Regions from separate parts of the Homo sapiens genome. Here regions 2, 3 and 4 are each linked to region 1. A link is a contact called in ENCODE Hi-C or POLR2A ChIA-PET data. All regions are on one chromosome and are shown on one strand. The core of a region is the stretch at or near the end of the contact, and the rest is flanking DNA. Distances in the headings are between cores, read along the strand shown. Region 1 holds the start of KCTD13 (potassium channel tetramerization domain containing 13). Region 2 holds the start of MAPK3 (mitogen-activated protein kinase 3). Region 3 holds the start of ZG16 (zymogen granule protein 16). Region 4 holds the start of ALDOA (aldolase, fructose-bisphosphate A).

Evidence for each region. A loop is a pair of places that touch in the nucleus more often than their neighbours do. ChIA-PET counts read pairs that join two places held with the same protein, here RNA polymerase II (POLR2A). Pooled maps may share reads with other maps.
Region 2: a pooled map shows a loop between it and region 1 (7-fold over the local background). The contact joins the promoter of MAPK3 here to the promoter of KCTD13 in region 1. A Hi-C loop is called at or near these places in 6 of 50 pooled maps. POLR2A ChIA-PET finds 5 or more read pairs at or near these places in 3 of 52 experiments (Panc1, activated CD4-positive, alpha-beta T cell and activated naive CD4-positive, alpha-beta T cell).
Region 3: POLR2A ChIA-PET joins it to region 1 with 15 read pairs in A673. The contact joins the promoter of ZG16 here to the promoter of KCTD13 in region 1. A Hi-C loop is called at or near these places in 2 of 50 pooled maps. POLR2A ChIA-PET finds 5 or more read pairs at or near these places in 4 of 52 experiments (A673, HEK293, activated B cell and 1 more).
Region 4: a loop to region 1 is called in a pooled map, with 9 times the contacts of the local background. The contact joins the promoter of ALDOA here to the promoter of KCTD13 in region 1. A Hi-C loop is called at or near these places in 4 of 37 single-sample maps with no recorded cell type and 10 of 50 pooled maps. POLR2A ChIA-PET finds 5 or more read pairs at or near these places in 10 of 52 experiments (GM12878, H1, HepG2 and 7 more).

Annotation. Positions count from the first base shown.
Region 1 is chr16:29,924,784-29,927,701 of GRCh38, forward strand. It overlaps KCTD13 (potassium channel tetramerization domain containing 13), which reads right to left and starts at 1,443. Exons shown (of 6, transcript NM_178863.5): 1 at 1,007-1,443. The coding sequence starts at 1,250. KCTD13-DT (KCTD13 divergent transcript) reads left to right here and starts at 1,440. Exons shown (of 3, transcript XR_001752362.2): 1 at 1,440-2,899. RefSeq lists a silencer at 1,109-1,348.
Region 2 is chr16:30,121,779-30,124,696 of GRCh38, forward strand. It overlaps MAPK3 (mitogen-activated protein kinase 3), which reads right to left and starts at 1,442. Exons shown (of 9, transcript NM_002746.3): 1 at 1,262-1,442; 2 at 46-228. The coding sequence starts at 1,431. RefSeq lists a silencer at 1,434-1,803.
Region 3 is chr16:29,776,798-29,779,715 of GRCh38, forward strand. ZG16 (zymogen granule protein 16) reads left to right here and starts at 1,459. Exons shown (of 4, transcript NM_152338.4): 1 at 1,459-1,509; 2 at 2,463-2,524; 3 at 2,708-2,840. The coding sequence starts at 2,470.
Region 4 is chr16:30,064,375-30,067,292 of GRCh38, forward strand. It overlaps ALDOA (aldolase, fructose-bisphosphate A), which reads left to right and starts at 1,386. Exons shown (of 10, transcript NM_001243177.4): 1 at 1,386-1,553; 2 at 2,511-2,664; 3 at 2,860-2,918. The coding sequence starts at 2,524. LOC112694756 (uncharaterized LOC112694756) reads left to right here. Exons shown (of 14, transcript NM_001365304.2): 6 at 50-131; 7 at 2,860-2,918. RefSeq lists an enhancer at 437-1,217 and silencers at 1,214-1,483, 1,524-1,703.

The DNA.
Region 1 (2,918 bases), core at 193-2,692:
TCTCGGCTCACTGCAACCTCCGCCTCCCAGGTTCAAGCGATTCTCCTGTCTCAGCCTCCCGAGTAGCTGGGCTACAGGCGCACACCACCACGCCCGGCTAATTTTTGTATTTTTAGTAGAGACGGGGTTTCGCCATATTGGTCAGGCTGGTCTCGAACTCCTGACCTCAGGTGATCCACCGCCTCGGCCTCCCAAAGTGCTGGGATTAAAGGCGTGAGCCACCGCACCTGGCCGAATTCTTCACCTTTGATACTTGAAGGCAGATCTCCGCCTCTCAAATTTTTATTCTCCTGCTCTCACAGTCCTCGTTAACCCCTCCCTTAAGACTCTCCCACTCCCAAACTCCAAAACTTCAAAGTCTCACTTGGGCACGAAGGGTCCATACTTGAATGCAACACTCCAAGAAGGTAAGGTTCACCTGCCAAGGAGACCTGTCCACCCTCCACTCTGGTGTCCCTGGCAAACCCAAAGCAGCCTCCTTCTGCAATGTGTGTATACAGGTGGATTCCTAGAGTGTACAGGGACCTGTGTCAGGGGAACACAGAGGCAAACAAGATCTCCCAGCTCTCCTGGCTGGCTGTGAGCAGTTCTGAAGCAGAGAGGGAAACAAAAGGCTGGGCAGTCGGAAGAAACTGAGGAAGGCTGCCAGGAGTAGTACTGCAGGCAGCAGGGCTAGTTCCCAAGTCTTGAGCTGAGGGGTGAAGGGTGGGAGAGGTGGTCATGAGGATTATGAACTGACACGTTCAATCACTTACCACAGCGCCTGGCAGTTAGGGGTTCCGTAAGTGTTGGTTATTGCTGGGGGTAAAGGATTGGGGGAGGAGAAGAGAAATTATGAATGAGAAAGGGGAGGAGATGGGATGTGGGGGCTGGAGGGAGCTGAGAATGAGTTGACTGGACAGTAGCGGGCAGAGAGAAGGGGCATGAGGAGCCCCGGTGGTGAGAGACTGCGGGGAACGGGAGTTGGGGGTCTGGGGTGGGGGCACGGTAGGGGCGCCGCTCGTACCTCCGGCATCGGTCAGCACCTCCACGCGGCCGCTGAACATGGCTTTGAGCATGGTGTCCTGTCCCGTGAGGGTGCGCAGCGTGGTGTAGTGCAACGAGCCGCCCACGTTCAGCTTCACGTATTTGCTGTTCGGGGTCAGCGGCTTGAGACCGTAGGCGGCGGGGCCAGGCTCGAGACCCGAGGGCTTGGGGGCTTCCAGGGACGGGGCCGCGGCGGCAGCCGGGCCCGAGGCCTCCGCCGACATGCCGGGTAGCAGCGGCGGACGGCGATCCCAGGATCTCTCCGCGCCCTGCGGCCTGCTCCCGAAGACCCTCGGCCGGCCCCCAGCCCTTGGGCCAGACCGCTCGGCGCACACGCCCACTCACCGCAGCTACTCTGCAAGACCGGCCCTCCGCCCCATCTCGCTCGCACCACCCGGAAGCCGGCGCCGGGCAGCTGCGCAGGCGCGGCCCCGCCCCTGAATGGGGGCGGGGCTGCGAGTATGGAGCATGCGCAGTGGCCTCGCTGGGGGATCCCGTAGAGGTTTGGCGTGTGGCCTGCGGGTTCCCCGGGCGGGTCGACGTGCGCTCCTCTCTGGTCTCGAGTCACCAGGACCAGATCGAGGATGCGGCCGACCCCCTGCCCGATGTGGAAAGCGAAGTCTCCACCTCGTGATTGGGTCTCTGCTGTCAGAGAGCTTCACGAGCTTGAGGGGAAACAGACAGAGAGGTCTGGGCATTGGGCAGTTTCCCGCCTCCCAGCCCCGCGCACTGAACAGACTGTGACCAGAACTGCGAACAAAGCGCGGAGGGAAGCTCTTAAAGGAGGCCAAAGCGGCCGGGCGCTGTGGCTCACACCTGTAACCCCAGCCTGTAAGCCTAGCTACTCGGGAGGCCGAGGCAGAAGGAGCGCTTGAAGCCAGGAGTTGGAAGCTGCAGTAATCCGTGATCGGACCGTTGCACTCTAGCCTGGGCAACATAACGTCCTTTGAAAAAAAAAAAAAAAACAGAGGCCAAAACGGGTAGCAGTGGTGCCCGGGCACCAAGGATGGAAGGCCTCTCTGAGGAGGTGATGCCGAGCTGAAGCTGGGAAGCGGATGTGAGGGAAGAGTTCCAGGCAGAGGGAAGGCAAATGCAGAGATCCTCAGGCAGGAACACTGAACTGTTCTCCGTATTTGAGGAGCAGAGGGCGTGTCAGTGGTGGCCGCAGCAGCTGAGCAAAGGTCTTAGAATCCCAGCTAATGTCGTGGGACCTAGCACCCAATCCCAAAAGAAAGAAGAATAGATAGGAACCCACTGTTGACAAGAAGGTGCACTGAGAAGTGTTTTTATCTGACCCGATCTGCATCCAGTTTAGAAGCCGATACATCAGGGATTTAACAATCTGTCTTAATGTCTAGCAAGGGGGGTTGCTGGAGGGAAAACACAGAGTCAGAGTTCTATCTTCAGCCCTGCCAGCAGGTCCCTGGGAGATGCTAGACGAGTGACTTTTCTCTGGGCGTGGTTGGTGTAAGGGATGCACACGCAGGAGGAAGGTCGGAGTGTAAATGTGTGACCTGGGCCTGTTACTGGGTATAAATGGGCCTGTAGTGACCGGGAGCTCATGTTCTACCAAAGGGGTTGCCAATTTTCTGATTTCGAGTGTGGCGGTGTAAAAGAGAAAAGCAACTGCTGCCAGCTGGGAGCTGGTTTGCACCCTCACTCCAGAAGCCTTGATGTTGCTAGGAGCTGACCTGGCACCAACAGCACGGCCATGGTGGTGTCCTGTTGAGCAAAATAATTTCACAAAAAACATCAGACAAGGTCACTCTCTGACTGATCTAGAAAAAGACCATTCCATAATAAAGCCTCAATACAGAAACAAGAACATTGTCCAAACCACAAAAATTACCAACACAATCCTCTCTCCCACAGCGTAAGTTACTGCTGCTTTT
Region 2 (2,918 bases), core at 192-2,691, 200 kb after region 1:
TGCGAGGCCGTGCCTGACCAGCCGACTGGCCAAGGTGAAGGATACACATCTCTCATGGCTTCCAGGGTGGACGCCCGCAGAATGTCTCGGATGCCGATGACATTCTCATGGCGGAAGCGCAGCAGGATCTGGATCTCCCGGAGCGTGCGCTGGCAGTAGGTCTGATGTTCGAAGGGGCTGATCTTCTTGATGGCCACGCGAGTCTTGCGCACGTGGTCATAGGCCGAGCTGAGGGGACCGGAGAGAGGCTGCTGCTGTGGCCTTACAAAGGGGGAGTCCGGGCCTGGTGGCCCCACCCAGGCCTTGGCAGGGAGGGGAGAGAGCAGGAGCTGGCTCTGGTCAAATCATAAACAATGCTGGTTCCTTCCTGCTGTGGAGGCCTGGGATCTCCAGAGAGAAAGCTGGGGACCAGCCAGGCGGCCCTTCGGTGACTTTACAAACAGAGGAAGAGACTGACCGCTCACTGACTTCCCCTCTCCTCAATCCCCTTCCATTCTACTGGCCCTGAACCCTTCGCCCCCATTCCCAGGAAAGGCTCCTTAACCCAAGACAGGTCCGGGGGTGCAGATGCTGGGGACACACCATGGGGCAAATACTGGGAAGGTGGCAGCCAGGGGAGGGGCAGGAGAGAATGGACAGGGCAGGGGAGGGTCCCAGGGTGAGGGATCCGGGCAGCGGGGCTGTCCCAGAGGGATAGAGGCCCAGAGCACACGGTGGGGCCGGGGGCACTCACAGACCCCTCCCAAAACATGCAGGTGGCACTCCTGGCCGCCTCATCTCTCTCTGGGCCCCTGGGGTGGTGGGGCCAAAGCCCTGCCCCACCCTGATCTCGGCTCTTCTCCCCCAGGCTCCCTGGCACTGCCTCACAGGGGGAATCCAAGACACCCTTTCCCCCAAAACGGGCCCTCCACTGCCTCTTCACTAAGGATGTCGCCTCCCCGAGAGTACTCATCCTCTGGGCCTCGCCCCGTGTCACTAGGGTCCCCGCGGGCCCCCACATGCACTCGGATGCCCCTCCCATCATTACAGAAGGGTGGACTCAAAGCCTCCAAGCCTGCTCCCCTGAGGACGTAGGCAGCGCCCCCTCCCCCAGAAAGCACTCAGGGGCCCCCTCCCTGGGACGCTCCCGATCATCCCGAGTCTCCTGCCTCCTCGGGACGCTCCGCGTCTCCACGTCCCGGAAAGCGCTCGGCGCCTCCTCCTCCTCTCCCGCGAAGCCCCCTCCCCTGAGGGCACCCCCTCCCCCGGAACGCCCCCTCACCTGACCATGCCGTACGCGCCCTCGCCGATGTACTGCAACTGCGTGTAGCGCGGGCCCACGTCGAACGGCTGCCCCTTCACCATCTCCACCTCCCCCGGGACCCCCGGGCCGACCCCCTCGGTTCTACGGGGCTCCCCGCCCCCGCCCCCCTGAGCCGCCGCCGCCGCCATCTCCACTCCTCCCCTCCCACCGCCCTCCTCCCCACGGCGGCCCCGCCCGAGGCCCCGCCCCTTCCCGCCTGCCTGTCACCCGCAGGGCCGCGCGCGCCAGGCCCCGCCCTTGCCCCGGCCCCGCGTGGGCCTGGAGCTGTCACGTGACCCGCCCCGCGCGCGCCCGCCCTTCTTGCCCCAGGTTCGGGGGCCATGGGTCCCTGCGGGCTCCGCGGCCTCCAGGTCACCGGGAGGTTCGGCAGCGCCGCCTCGGAGACTGTCCTCACCCTCCCCTCGATGGCGAAGCGGCCAGGGCGTGACCTACCAGAGCCACCCAGCCAATGTATGCGGCAGCCCACCAGAACCTGGGCCCGGGATCACCCTAGGTTAAAAATAATGTTCTAATAAATGGATCAAATTTTACAGATGGAGAATCTGAGAGTTAGGTTTACTAACTTGGGTAAGGTCACTAGTAGTGACAGCTGAGACTCAAAATGGTGTCTTCTGACACAGAGACTCTTTCTAATTCCATGCCTCTCAGAGTCCTAGACTGTTTTTATTTTATTATAGAGACAGGGTCTCTCTCTGTCGTCCAGGCTGGAGTGTAGTGGTGCAATAATTGCTCACTGCAGCCTCAACCTCCCTGGGGTCAAGTGATCCTCCCACCTCAGCCTCCCAAAGAGCTGGGACTACGAGTGCGCGCCACCACGCCCTGCTAATTAAAAAAAAAAATTGGGGGGCTGGGCACGGTGGCTCACGCCTGTAATCCCAGCACTTTGGGAGGCCGAGGTGGGCAGATCACCTGAGTTTGAGACCAGCCTGACCAACATGGTGAAACCCCGTCTCTACTAAAAATACAAAAATTAGCTGGGCATGGTGGCACGTGCCTGTAATCCAAGCTACTTGGGAGACTGAGGCAGGAGAATCGCTTGAACCCGAGAGGAGGAGGTTGCAGTGAGCTGAGATTGCACCACTTCACTCCAGCCTGGGCGACAGAGCAACACTCCGTCTCAAAAACAAAAAACAAAAAGAAGAAGAGAAAAAGTAGGGTTGCAGAAGGTAGGGACTGAAGAAAGGCATGAAGGAGAAGGATCGGGGTGAGCTGAGGCATAAAGGCAGAAGCATAACTTGTCCAGCATGGCTGCAGTAAAAAAATGATGAGGTTTCAGCCTGGAGAGGTAGGTTGGGGCCAGATTAGGAAGGCTCTGGATTCTGGCAAGGAGTTTGGATGTTACTCAGTAAGCAGTAAAAACCCTAGAGGGACTTTTGCCAGATCATTTTGCAACTGCGGGAGAATATAGTGACTCAGAGAAAACACTATGGAGTTCAGCATGGAGCCAGGTTTGCTGAGTGGGAGTGAGTTTCCCAGCATAGGAAAGGCTGGTGTATCAGAGCTGCAAGCTGCCACCTCCTGCTGCTGGAAGCTCAGTTAGAGTGTGACTGAGATTCCCCTCTAGTGACTGAGGTTGGCATTTCCTTGGAGGACTGGACTGGGATTTGTTCTGGTT
Region 3 (2,918 bases), core at 209-2,708, 150 kb before region 1:
GACTGTGTCTCCAAAAAGAAGAAAGAAAAAAAAGCAATTACAGCAAAATATTAACCATAGTAGAATCTATACAGTGGTTATATAAGTGTCCACTATACAATTCTTTTTTTTTTTTTCCTTTTTTTGAGACTTGATGTTTCGATCATGGCTCACTGCAACTTTGACCTCCTCAGCTCAAGTGATCCTCTTGCCTCAGCCTCCTGACTAGCTGGGATCACAGGTGTGCACCACCATGCCTGGCTAATTGTTTTATTTTTTGTAGAGACGAGATCTCCCTATGTTGCCCATGTTGGTCCTGAACTCCTGAGCTTAAGCAGTCCTCCTGCTTTGACCTCTCAAAGTGCCGGGATTACAGGCATGAGCCACTGCACCCAGTCTTGCTATACGATTCTTTTGTTTTTTTTTTTTTTTTTTTTGAGATGGAGTCTCACTCTGTCGCCCAGGCTAGAGTGCAGTGGAGTGATCTCAGCTCACTGCAACCTCTGCCCCTCAGGTTCAAGTGATTCTCCTGCCTCAGTCTCCTGACTAGCTGGGATCACAGGCACCTGCCATCACACCCAGCTACTTTTTGTATTTTTAGTACAGATGGGGTTTCGCCATGTTGGCCAAGCTGGTCTCAAACTCCTGACCTCAGGTGATCCAGCTGCCTCAGCTTCCCAAAGTGTTGGATTATGGGTGTGAGCCACTGGGCCCAGCCACTGTACAATTCTTTAAACTTTTATATGTGTTTGGATTTTTCATAATATTAGAAAAGGGAAAGAAAAAAATGTCTGGCAAATAGTCAGCACTCGTAAGTATAAGATTTTGGGAATATATTCCCTTCTGGGAGAATCCACATTTCGAATGCCTGGGAAGGGCTCTGTTTGTCCTGACAGATGGCAGATTTCAGGTGAGAGCACCTACTAAGCCTAGAGGTGATAAGCTACTTTGCCCACCTAGAGCTGCTGGTGGTGACCTTAAGTTTACTATGTTTCTCCTGGTATACGGCACTTGGCCCAGAGTGGACTCCAGCTTGCCACCTGTCACCCAGGCTGGAGTGCAGTGGCGTGATCTTGTCTCACTGCAGCCTCAACGTCCTGGGCTCAGGCGATCTTCCCTACCTCCCTCCTGATTAGTTGAGGCTACAGGTGCTCGTCACCATGCCCGGCTAATTTTTGTTTTTGTTTTTTGTTTTGGTAGAGATGGGGTCTCACACTCTTGCCCAGGCTGAGCTAGAACTCCTGGCCTCAAGCGATCTGCCTCTGCCTCCCAAAGCATTGTAATGACAGGTGTGAGTCACCATGCCCAGCCAGGAACTCAGAGAATCTTACCCTATGCTGTAGTATCTGTTGACTATGGGGTAGAGGCAGGATAAGGTGTTCCAGACCCTGCCTGACACCTGATCCGAAGAGGTTGCTCATGTTTGCTCAGGAGGTGAGGTTCACACAATAAAGGGCAGGAGGAGGGCTTGGACCTGGTATAAAACATCTGGAAGTTTCCAGGGGGCTGCTTTGCATCTGAAACTGTCAGGTGAGGGGTGACAGAGATGCCTGAATCTGAGTTGGGGGGGAATTCAAATCTGAGCTGGCGAAGAGGATGCCTGGAAGGAATGGCAGGAAAGACTTGAGTTAATTGGCGCTTCTGGGTCTGCAGTAATCTTAGGTGCAAAGCTGTCTAGGTCTCTGCTGAAGGACTGGGGACACCTGGGATGTTCAGGAGAATAGAAATGGCCAGATGTGTGTTAGTGGAGAAAAGAATAGTGACACATAGACCAGGCACCTGGGGTCTAATATCTTGAGCTGGTCCCGACTCCTTCTGCAACTTCTCTGTCTGTCCTAGTTCCACCAGCACTGCTTGGATACTGGTGCTGGCACAGTTCCTTCTGTCACCAACTTTGCTCCCCAGGTAACATAGAGGCAACTCTAAAATGCTTCTTTCCTTGAGACCAGGTGGATGCCAGGGATTTAAACCATGCTCCAGGTGCCCCATAATCCAGGCCAATTCACCACAGATGATGAGGCTTTCTTTGCTCAGCCTCTGGGCTCAGTAAACTCAGCCATCTCTTTGCTTGGGAGAGGTCCTCTACTCCCTCCTTAGAAAACTCGTTTCCTGGCTATGGCCATACCAACCCAAATGTACCTGGGCTTGGCTGACTTCAGAAAACTTTTCTGCTTTGTGCCAGGATGGAATAAGGCTTAATCCAGATAGTTAGAGTTCATCTTCAGGCCTGAGAGAAAAAGAGGAGGGCTTGGCTACAGCCAGACCAGGGAGAGCTGGAGGGGTCAGGGACATTGAAGGTAGCATCAGAGAGGAACAGGACTACAGGCTATGGACAGTCCTTTCTAAGCTCAAGACTGGGTCTGCTAGGTCTAAGTTGAAGGACGAAGAAGGCTTGGTCTGAGCTGCAGGTCAGGAGTGCCTGGGTCAATCAAGTCAACAAGGAAGAAGGTGAATCTTCATTTGCTCTTTTCTTCCCACTCCAGCCCCAGAATGTTGACAGTCGCTCTCCTAGCCCTTCTCTGTGCCTCAGCCTCTGGCAATGCCAGTAAGTGAGATACCAGGAGCCTGGTATTGGGGACTTGGGAAGGCAGCCTTGGGCACTGCTGTTGGCCAAGGCTTTTGGAGGTTGGCTTGGGGTGGGGAGCTGAGTTGTCGGAGGAACAGGGGTGATGCAGAGAAACTGAACTCCTGGAAGATTTCTCCCTCCAACTCCTGCTTGCCCCTCCAGTTCAGGCCAGGTCTTCCTCCTATAGTGGAGAGTATGGAGGTGGTGGTGGAAAGCGATTCTCTCATTCTGGCAACCAGTTGGACGGCCCCATCACCGCCCTCCGGGTCCGAGTCAACACATACTACATCGTAGGGTAAGATTCTTTGAATTCCTGGCTGGGCGCGGTGGCTCACATCTGTCATTACAATGCTTTGGGAGGCAGAGGCAGATC
Region 4 (2,918 bases), core at 136-2,635, 140 kb after region 1:
GCAGGGAGGCCACGTGATCCGAGTCCCCTCACCCCTTTCCTTCCCACAGGTCCCTGGCCAAAGATTTATTTCTCTTGACAACCAAGGGCCTCCGTCTGGATTTCCAAGGAAGAATTTCCTCTGAAGCACCGGTGAGTGGGCAGGGGCTCCCTCCCCATCAATAGGGCCGACCCAAGTCTTCCTCCCCCTTCCCCCATGCCGGGCCCCACGATAGTGTGAATGTCAGGGGCTTCAGGTTTCCCTAAATATAGGTCCCTGCCAGAGGATCCGTGGCGGGAAAAGGGCAGGGGTCATTAGAGAAGATCGGGGACACATGTGGGGCGGGCAGGAGCTGCCTTATAACCAGCCCGGGAACCCCTAGCTCACTCGCTGCTGACCAGGCTCTGCCGGCTCCTTCGGCCTCGCCGCAGGTGGGCCCCTTGCAGGACCGGGCCGGGGTGGGGATGGGGTTGGGGTTGGGCCAACAGGGTCCAGATGGGGTCCAGGTGAGGAGGGGAGATTTGGACGATAGGAGCAGGGGGCTCAGCATCTGGGAGGCAGATCAGTTCGGGGACGGATTTTCTTTTGGAGAAGGAAGTCAGGCTCAAGGAAGACGTTTGGCAGGAACTGTGACCCCGCATGCCAGAGGCCGAGCAGCGGCCGGTGCATAGCCGCGCATTCTGGTTTTCTGTGGCGCAGAGGACTACCAGCCTGGCTGCGGCGGCCCGGCGGAGAGCGCGCACGCATGCGCGACCCAGCCCGGCCTGCCAGCCTGGAACTCGGATGGGGAGGTCTCGCCTCCGCGCGCCGCTAGTTCCGCCGCCTTCTCGCGCTCCCTGCGTGTCCTCTCGATGCCCTTTCCTCCGCCTCCCTTACGCCTGGGCCAGTGACAGGGTGTCGGCTCCGCGCCGATTCAGCCCGCGGGCGAGGCAGGCTAACGCACGACTGCGCGATGTGGCCCCTATGGTGACACGCGCTGCAGCCGCGAAGACCGGAAGCTGGGGCGGCCCCGGGCCGCGCGCGCTGGGCCTGGGAGGCGAAACTCAGCTTCCTTCGTTTCCGACTTTTCCATCCGCGTCCTCCACTTCCCCGTTCCGCCCTCCCCCATTGCCAACATTCTGGCTGAGTCACGGCGCCCCAGAGCGCGCCAGGCTGGGGGAAAGGAGCAGAAGGGAGGGCCCTAGCGACCCGCGGGATGTGGTCCGAGTCACGTCCGAGGGGGGTGGGGAGGGATCGTGTTCTCGGCGCCCGCCCCTTCCTAGCGCGGCCTCTGGGCTGCGCCTCTCGGGGGCGGCCCGTAGCCCAGTCCGTCGCCTGCCATTGGACGCCGCCCGCTCCTCGTAAAGGAAAAAGCTCGGCGGAGGGCGGAGTGGTGCCTTTAAAAGGCCGGGCGCCGCCTTCCGCCTGCCCGCCTCCTGCGCCGCCCCTTCCGAGGCTAAATCGGCTGCGTTCCTCTCGGAACGCGCCGCAGAAGGGGTCCTGGTGACGAGTCCCGCGTTCTCTCCTTGAATCCACTCGCCAGCCCGCCGCCCTCTGCCGCCGCACCCTGCACACCCGCCCCTCTCCTGTGCCAGGTGAGCGCCCCTCTTCACGTGCGGGGACCAGGGACCGTGGAGAGGGATCTTGGGGGCAGTGGCGGGTTGGGCGTCCGCGTGGAGGCCTCCCCCATCCCATGCCAGCGTCTCCCCACTACCAGGCACACACAGGCTCCCCGGCCCCTCCAGCCTGAGGTCCTCTAACTGCGCAATGCAGCGGCTGCGCGCGCTGAGTCATGGCGGGGGAGGAAGCCGGACGAGATGAAGGACCATTCTCCCCCTTTTCTTGCAGGGACCCCTGTGGCAAAGGATTAGGGCCCCTTAGCCCTGGCGGGGATCCTAAGAGGCAGTGAGGGGTGGGGGCCGGCCCATGTACAGCCCCAGGGTTCTCGCAAGTGGGAGCTTGGTTTCTGTCCTGGGAAACGGGGCGCCCTTCGCGAGGAGGGAAACCCCTCCGCGGTGCTTGATGCCCCCTTAACACTTTCCCTGTCTCTCCTTATCGGGCGACCTTGATTCTGAGCCCGGAACAGCTGCAGCCATGCGAAGCGACGGGAGCATTTTTCAGGGGAAGGCGCTTGCTCCTCCACGTTCTTGCCCCGTAGGAACAGTGACGATGGCAAAGCTTACCGCTTTCCTCGCCTCGGGCTAGGGCTTGTTCCGCCGCCCTTTCCTGGGCTTCTCCTTGCTCTCTTATATTTTTCCTAATGCCCCTTTCCTACCACCCGCCCCCTCCCTTGTGGGGAAAAGCCTGACCTTGGGATGTCCTTGAAGCCTTGGAGCCCGGGCCAGCCCTGGGATCTTGAGGGGATTGGAAGGAACACCCCAGTGGCAGTCAGAAGAGCTGGGTTCTAATCTCAGATCTGGCTCCGGGGTTGCTGTGTGGCTTGAAGCACAGACCTTTCCCATATCTGGGCCCTTTCCCACGAGGGTGTTGGGCCCTCTGCTTGATTCACGATCTTTACATTCTAAAATACTCCGGTTCGGTTTTGTTTTCAGGCAAGGTGACCCCATGGCAAGGCGCAAGCCAGAAGGGTCCAGCTTCAACATGACCCACCTGTCCATGGCTATGGCCTTTTCCTTTCCCCCAGTTGCCAGTGGGCAACTCCACCCTCAGCTGGGCAACACCCAGCACCAGACAGAGTTAGGAAAGGTACAGGGGCAGGCCTAGCAAAGGGAAGTTGGGCGTAAGAGAGAGCTGGGGACCAGAAGTGCCCCAGGGCCTGCTGGGTGTGGGGCAGGGGAGGTAGGGAACATTTCCCTGACCTCCAGGAGAGGGGCCCTGGTCATCGGGAGATGATGGGAAACCCTAGCTAACTAGTCCTTCCCCTCTGTTTCCTGTATCCAGGAACTTGCTACTACCAGCACCATGCCCTACCAATATCCAGCACTGACCCCGGAGCAGAA